3 separate regions of the Homo sapiens genome follow, and regions 1 and 2 are each linked to region 3. Evidence: read pairs that join two places in POLR2A ChIA-PET (ENCODE). Cell type or tissue: PC-9. All regions are shown on one strand.

Region 1 (2,500 bases), 150 kb before region 3:
AGTCAGGTTGAGCAGGGAGAGAAGACAGGCGGGATCCCAAATCCCTCCAGAGCAGATACTCTTCTGGCCCTTCTACTTGACCAGTGTGAGACCATGTTGGAGGAGTTTGAAGACATTGTGGGAGACTGGTACTTCCACCATCAGGAGCAGCCCCTACAAAATTTTCTCTGTGAAGGTCATGTGCTCCCAGCTGCTGAAACTGGTAAGCGTAAGGGTTGAACTCCTCTCCTGCCAAGCCATAGCCTCCCCTGCCTCCAGGACTAATATCTAAATTGTTTTCTGTCATCCGATCTAGCATGTCTACAGGAAACTTGGACTGGAAAGGAGATCACAGATGGGGAAGAGAAAACAGAAGGGGAGGAAGAGCAGGAGGAGGAGGAGGAAGAGGAGGAAGAGGAAGGGGGAGACAAGATGACCAAGACAGGAAGCCACCCCAAACTTGACCGAGAAGATCTTTGACCCTTGCCTTTGAGCCCCCAGGAGGGGAAGGGATCATGGAGAGCCCTCTAAAGCCTGCACTCTCCCTGCTCCACAGCTTTCAGGGTGTGTTTATGAGTGACTCCACCCAAGCTTGTAGCTGTTCTCTCCCATCTAACCTCAGGCAAGATCCTGGTGAAACAGCATGACATGGCTTCTGGGGTGGAGGGTGGGGGTGGAGGTCCTGCTCCTAGAGATGAACTCTATCCAGCCCCTTAATTGGCAGGTGTATGTGCTGACAGTACTGAAAGCTTTCCTCTTTAACTGATCCCACCCCCACCCAAAAGTCAGCAGTGGCACTGGAGCTGTGGGCTTTGGGGAAGTCACTTAGCTCCTTAAGGTCTGTTTTTAGACCCTTCCAAGGAAGAGGCCAGAACGGACATTCTCTGCGATCTATATACATTGCCTGTATCCAGGAGGCTACACACCAGCAAACCGTGAAGGAGAATGGGACACTGGGTCATGGCCTGGAGTTGCTGATAATTTAGGTGGGATAGATACTTGGTCTACTTAAGCTCAATGTAACCCAGAGCCCACCATATAGTTTTATAGGTGCTCAATTTTCTATATCGCTATTAAACTTTTTTCTTTTTTTCTAAAAACTAGCTGGGCCCAAAGTTTCAAACAACAGCCGGGCACACATAGCTAGCTGGTCGATGAGGCAGCACCCAGAATGGCCGCTGTCTTGTTAAGCTCAAGCTCCAGCCTGAGCAACATAGTGAAACCCCAATTCTACACACACACACACACACAAAGAAGACTGCAGGGCTGGTGGTGCAGCGCCTGTAGTCCCAGTTACTGCAGAGGTGGAGATGGGAGGATCACTTGAGTCCAAAAGGTCAAGACCAGCCTGGAGGCTGGGCGCAGTGACTCACACCTGTAATCCTAGCACTTTGGGAGGCCGAGGCAGGCGGATCACCTGAGTGTAGGAGTTCGAGAGCAGCCTGGCCAACATGGAGAAACCTCGTCTCTACCAAAAATACAAAAATTAGCCGGGCGGCTGGGCGCGGTGACTCACGCCTGTAATCCCAGCACTTTGGGAGGCCAAGGCGGGTGGATAACAAGATTAGGAGATCGAGACCATCCTGGCTAATACGGTGAAAGCCCGTCTCTACTAAAAATACAAAAAATTAGCCGGGTGTGGTGGCAGGCGCCTGCAGTCCCAGCTACTCGGGAGGCTGAGGCAGAAGAATGGCGGGAACCCGGGAGGCGGAGCTGGCAGTGAGCCAAGATCGTGCCACTGCACTCCAGCCTGGGTGATAGAGCGAGACTCCGTCTCAAAAAAAAAAGCCACGCATGGTGGTGGGCGCCTGTAATCCCAGTTACTCGGGAGGCTGAGACAGGAGAATCGCTTGAACCCAGGAGGCGGAGGTTGCAGTGAGCTGAGATCACGCCACTGCACTCTAGCCTGGGCGACAGAACAAGACTCCGTCTCAAAAAAAACCAAAAAAAATTTAGAGGGGCGTGCACGCCTGTATTCCCAGCACTCCAGGAGGCTGAAGCAGGAGGATCGCTAGAACCAGGGGTTCAAGACTGGGGCGAGCTATGATGGTGCCCCTGCACTCTAGCCTGGGCGACAGGGCGAGACTGTCTCAAAAGAAAAAAAGACCAGGCGCGGTGGCTCACACCTGTAATCCTAGCACTTCAGGAGACCAAGACTGGAGGATCGCTGGAGCCCAGGAGTTCCAGACCAGTCCTGGCAACAGAACTAGACCGTGTCTCCAAAAAAAAAGAGAAAGAAAAAATAGAAACCTTAGCTGGGCTTGGTGGTGCGCATCTGTGGTCCCAGATACTCGGGACGCTGAGGCGGGAGGATCACATGAGCCCAGGAGGTTGAGGCTGCAGTGAGGTATGATCGCGCCACTGCACTCCTGCCTGGGCAACTGAGCATGAACCCTCCTCAAAGCTAATGGCGCTTCAAAATTCTGCAGTGCAAAGAAGTTGCTGGGGTTGCGGAGCGGAGAACCGCCAGGAGGCTGGAGCCCAGCCAGGCAGCCTCCTCGGGCACACGGTGAAGGCGCCG
Region 2 (2,500 bases), 430 kb after region 3:
ACTGGCCGGGTGCGGTGGCGTGCGCCTGTAATTCCAGCTACTCAAGAGGCTGAGGCACAAGAATCGTTTGAACCCGGTAGGCAGAGGTTGTAGTGAGCTGAGATCACACCACTGCAGTCCAGCCTGGGCCACAGAGACCCTGTCTCAAAAATAAATGCATGCAAGTTTGTAGACAGAAGCTATACAGCTAGCCATTCAATAAAATGCATGTGCAATATGGTGGAGCTGTTGTGAACATCCCCATTTGAATGCTGGGCAAACAGAGTAGTTCAAGGTCCCCAGTGCAGCAGGTCCTACTCATTTCAGAAGGGAACTCTGCAGAAACTATGCCCATCTGGGCAGAGCCCCCACTCCACTGGCCTGAGAGCCACGAATCCGGCGCGCGTCCTCCCCACCTTGCCCGCCAGGGGGCGGCAAGTCCCTGATCCGGGGTCGCCTGCTGCAGAGCTGGTGGGAGATGGTTGAGGGGCGTGGGTGGGTCAGCGTTCCTTGGGGACCCGTGAAGCCTGGGCTTAGGGCTCACAGCGTGGGTCCCCAGCACAGACAGGAGGCGGACAGCTTCCCGTGAACTGCAGGGGAGTCCCGGGACGCTGTCCTCCAGCGAGGTGGGGACCGGCTATGTCCCTCAGTTCCCCCTCGGTCCTCGGGCCACAGGGACATTAGACTAGGGGGTCAGTTCTGCCAGCCCTGCCCAGGCCTCTTCTGACCAGAGGAGCTGCGACGGACGCGGAGTTCAGGCCCCTTGGCGACCGCGGTCTCCTGAACTCGGCCCCTTCCCTGCTCCCATGGGGAAGAACCCTGCCCCTAGAACAGCCTCCCCTCCAGGTGTCTTCCCTACGCTACCCCTCCGCCGGCCGGGAACTCCGCCAGGCCTAGAGACGCCGACCCGGCCCTTTCTAGCTCCTCCCCGGCTCGGACCTGGTTCCCGCCCTCGGCCGCCCGCCAGTTCCCGAGGCGTACACGTGTAGATCCCGTCACGCCCGGAAGTCTCGCGTTTCTCAAACGCCTCGCGCAGTCGCCCTTGCGCTCAGGGAAGGGGCGGGGCGAACGGAAGCCGGGAAGGCGATTCATAGCTCGCGGGGTACGGGCGCGCGTGCGCACTCCGCAGCCCGTTCAGGACCCCGGCGCGGGCAGGGCGCCCACGAGCTGGCTGGCTGCTTGCACCCACATCCTTCTTTCTCTGGGACCTGGGGTCGCGGTTACTTGGGCTGGCCGGCGAACCCTTGAGTGGCCTGGCGGGGAGCGGGCCTCGCGCGCCTGGAGGGCCCTGTGGAACGAAGAGAGTAAGCACGGGAGGGGCGGCGGAGGGGCGCGAGTTTGAGGGCGACGCGATGAATGAATCGGAACGGGGGGTGGGGAGACGCGGGATCTGGAGGTGAGTGGGAGAGGACGAGGGGCCGGAAGGAAACAGGGACATCGAGTGTGTCCCTTCTCGGGTGCACCCTTTATTTTTGTTTTTGTTTTTGTTTGAGACAGAGGCTTGCTCTGTTTCCCAAGCTAGAGTGCAGTGGCGGGCGCGATCACGGCTCACTGTAGCCTCGAACTCCCGATCTCAAGCGATCCTCCCCCCTCGGCCCGGGTAATTAAAAAAATTTTTCTTAAGACAGGGTCTTGCTATGTTGCCCAGGCTGATCTCAAACACCCGGGCTCCAGTGATCCTCCCGCCTCGACCTTCCAAAGTGCTGAGGTTACAGGCGTGAGCCACTGCCCGGCCAGGTGCACCCTTTGTACAGGAAAAGGGGTAGGAAAGGCTTCGAGGTCCCTCTGAGCCCTCTGATCGCGTCCCTTTCCCACGCCAGGGCACACAGCATGGCAGAAAACCGAGAGCCCCGCGGTGCTGTGGAGGCTGAACTGGATCCAGTGGAATACACCCTTAGGAAAAGGCTTCCCAGCCGCCTGCCCCGGAGACCCAATGACATTTATGTCAACATGAAGACGGACTTTAAGGCCCAGCTGGCCCGCTGCCAGAAGCTGCTGGACGGAGGGGCCCGGGGTCAGAACGCGTGCTCTGAGATCTACATTCACGGCTTGGGCCTGGCCATCAACCGCGCCATCAACATCGCGCTGCAGCTGCAGGCGGGCAGCTTCGGGTCCTTGCAGGTGGCTGCCAATACCTCCACCGTGGAGCTTGTTGATGAGCTGGAGCCAGAGACCGACACACGGGAGCCACTGACTCGGATCCGCAACAACTCAGCCATCCACATCCGAGTCTTCAGGGTCACACCCAAGTAATTGAAAAGACACTCCTCCACTTATCCCCTCCGTGATATGGCTCTTCGCATGCTGAGTACTGGACCTCGGACCAGAGCCATGTAAGAAAAGGCCTGTTCCCTGGAAGCCCAAAGGACTCTGCATTGAGGGTGGGGGTAATTGTCTCTTGGTGGGCCCAGTTAGTGGGCCTTCCTGAGTGTGTGTATGCGGTCTGTAACTATTGCCATATAAATAAAAAATCCTGTTGCACTAGTGTCCTGCCATCCCACTGCCACTGATTCTTTCCTGT
Region 3 (2,500 bases):
TTACAGGCATGCGCTACCACGCCCAGCTAATTTTTTTATAGCAGAGACAGGGTTTCACTGTGTTGGCCAGGCTAGTCTGGAACCCCTGACCTCAAGTGATCTGCCCGCCTCGGCCTCCAAAGTGTTGGGATTACAGGCATGAGCCCCCACACCGGCCTTTTTTTTTTTTTTTTGAAATGGAGTCTTGCTCCCTCGCCCAGGCTGGAGTGCAGCAGCACGATCTTGGCTCATTGCAACCTCTGCCTCCCGGATTCAAGCGATTCTCCTGCCTCAGCCTCCTGAGTACAAGTGCGCATCATCATGCCCAGCTAATTTTTGTATTTTTGGTAGAGACGGGGTTTCACCATGTTGACCAGGCTTGTCTCGAACTCCTGACCTCAGGTGATCTGCCTGCCTCAGCCTCACAGAGTGCTGGGATTACAGATGTGAACCACTGTGCCTGGCCAAAATGCTAATATTTTGGCAGCACTTTGGGAGGTCGAGGCAGGCGGATCACTTGAGTTCAGGAGTTTGAGACCAGCCTGGCCAACATGGTGAAACCAAACCCCACCTCCACTAAAAATACAAAAAAATTAGCTTGGTGTTGTGGCGGGCACCTATAATCCCAGCTATTTAGGAGGCTGAGGCAGGAGAATTGCTTAAACCTGGGAGGCAGAGGTTGCAGTGAGCCGAGATCATGCCACTGCACTCCAGCCTGGGCAACAGAGTGAGACTCTGTCTCAAAAAAAAAAAAAAAAAAAAAAAAAGCAGAGTGAAGTCAGCACCCAATTCAACATGGCAGGTTCTAGAGAGGTTCAAATCATGATGGGGCAGGGTGCGATGAGGGGAGGTCCCTTCTGTTACAGGCTACTGTTAGTCCACACTTCGTCTGACCTAGTGGCCTTCTGTGCATGGCGGCCACCCAGCATAGATTTTGATGATTTCCCATGTCACAAGCCCTGTCTTCACAAGGTGAGCTTCTGCAGCCTCCCTGTGGCTAAGATGCAGGCACATCACACCTGTGTATGGCTCAGGTTCAGAAGTGAGCAAAAGGTGCATGGATGGGATTTCAGAGAAGGCAGCAGGGATTTGTCTGGTAACAATTACTATATACTACATAGCTCACACTTAGTGGAGAAAAATGACAAAATAGCCCGGTGCAGTGGCTTATGCCTCTAAGCACGGTGGCTCATGCCTGTAATCCCAACAACTTGGGAGGCTGAGATGGGAGGATTGCTTGAGACCAGGAGTTTGTGACTAGCAAGATCCTGTCTTAAAACATTAAAAAAAAAAAAAAAAAAGCTGGGGATGGTGGCACATGCCTGTTGTCCCAACTACTTGGGAGGCTGAGGCAGGAGAATCACTGGAACTGAGGAGTTCAAGGCTGCAGTGAGCTGTGATAGCACCACTGCACTGTTGTCTGGGCAGCCAGGCAGGACCCTGTCAAAAAGAAAGAATGAAAGAAAAGAAAGACAAAAGAAAGAAATGAAAAGCCAAAGAAAGAAAAGAAAGATGAAAGAAAGAAAGAAAAGAAAGATGAAAGAAAACAAGAGAGAGAGAGAAAGAGAAAGAAAAAGAAAGAAAGAAAAAGAAAGAGGAAGAAAGAAAAAGCAGGAAGGAAGGAAAATAGGAAATGACATTATATTAACTCATGAATTCTTTTTTTTTTTTTTTTTTTGAGATGAAGCCTCACTCCATCACCCAGGCTGGAGTGCCGTGGCACAATCTCAGTCACTGCAACCTCCGCCTCAAGCAATTCTCATGCCTCAGCCTTCCGAGTAGCTGGGATTACAGGTGCACACCACCATGCCCAGTTAATTTTTTTGTATTTTTAGTAGAGATGGGGTTTCACCATGTTGGCCAGGCTGGTCTCAAAGTCCTGATCTCAGATGATCTGCCTGCCTCGGCCTCCCAAAGTGCTGGGAGAATTCTACTTTTTTTTTTGAGACAGGGTCTCACTCTTACCCAGGCTGGAGTGCAGTGGCGTCATCACGGTTCCCTGCAGGCTCAAGCGATCCTCCTATCTCAGCCTCACAAGTAGCTGGGTCTACAGGCACACACCACCACACCTGGCTAATATTTGTATTTTTTGGTAGAGATGGGGTTTCATCATGTTGCCCAGACTGGTCTCAAACTCCTGATCCCAAGTGATTCTCCCACCTCTGCCTCCCAAAGTGTTAGAATTACAGGTGTGGGCCACCGTGCCTGGCCTGAACTCACGAATTCTATAGGTTGTGAATTCAGACAGGGCCTGTGAGAAGTTTGTCTTTGCTCTGTGGTATCTGGCCTTTACTTGGAAAGGCTTGAATGCTGGCGGTGATTTGGATGCCTGGGGGCTGGGGTTGCCTGGAAGCTTCTTTACTCTGTGTCTGAAGCCTGGTTGATGGGTGCCTCTCTCCATGGGGCTAGGGCTTCTCACAGCTTGGCAGCTGGATTCCCAGAGAGGACATTGCAGGGAGAGTCTGGAGAGCAAATGTGCCAAGAAAGTCAGCTGGAAGCCACATGGCCTTTTATGACTTAA

Evidence for each region. ChIA-PET counts read pairs that join two places held together with the same protein. Peaks named below come from ENCODE experiments on the same cell type or tissue, not always from the same donor. Only the 100,000 strongest peaks of a DNase experiment are listed, where the experiment ranks them.
Region 1: POLR2A ChIA-PET joins it to region 3 with 14 read pairs; 7 of 35 experiments call an interaction of 5 or more read pairs at or near these places.
Region 2: POLR2A ChIA-PET joins it to region 3 with 17 read pairs; 3 of 35 experiments call an interaction of 5 or more read pairs at or near these places.

What each region holds. Positions count from the first base shown.
Region 1 is chr7:100,124,430-100,126,929 of GRCh38, forward strand. CNPY4 (canopy FGF signaling regulator 4) reads left to right here. Exons shown (of 6, transcript NM_152755.2): 5 at 85-202; 6 at 296-1,079. The coding sequence ends at 459. It also overlaps a transcript of TAF6 not described here. Among named protein-coding and RNA genes, the nearest start is that of MBLAC1, 1.3 kb to the right of the region's middle. RefSeq lists enhancers at 1,108-1,777, 2,488-2,500. In PC-9, no CTCF peak of the experiment used is centred here; a DNase peak (open chromatin) is centred at 1,312; H3K4me3 peaks cover 1,384 bases; H3K27ac peaks cover 627 bases.
Region 2 is chr7:100,705,022-100,707,521 of GRCh38, forward strand. It overlaps POP7 (POP7 ribonuclease P/MRP subunit), which reads left to right and starts at 1,100. Exons shown (of 2, transcript NM_005837.3): 1 at 1,100-1,283; 2 at 1,800-2,465. The coding sequence starts at 1,810. The coding sequence ends at 2,232. RefSeq lists an enhancer at 439-708. In PC-9, CTCF peaks have their summits at 381 (motif pointing right) and 583; a DNase peak (open chromatin) is centred at 980; H3K4me3 peaks cover 2,500 bases; H3K27ac peaks cover 1,121 bases.
Region 3 is chr7:100,273,803-100,276,302 of GRCh38, forward strand. No RefSeq gene overlaps it. Among named protein-coding and RNA genes, the nearest start is that of SPDYE3, 33 kb to the right of the region's middle. In PC-9, no CTCF peak of the experiment used is centred here; no DNase peak of the experiment used is centred here.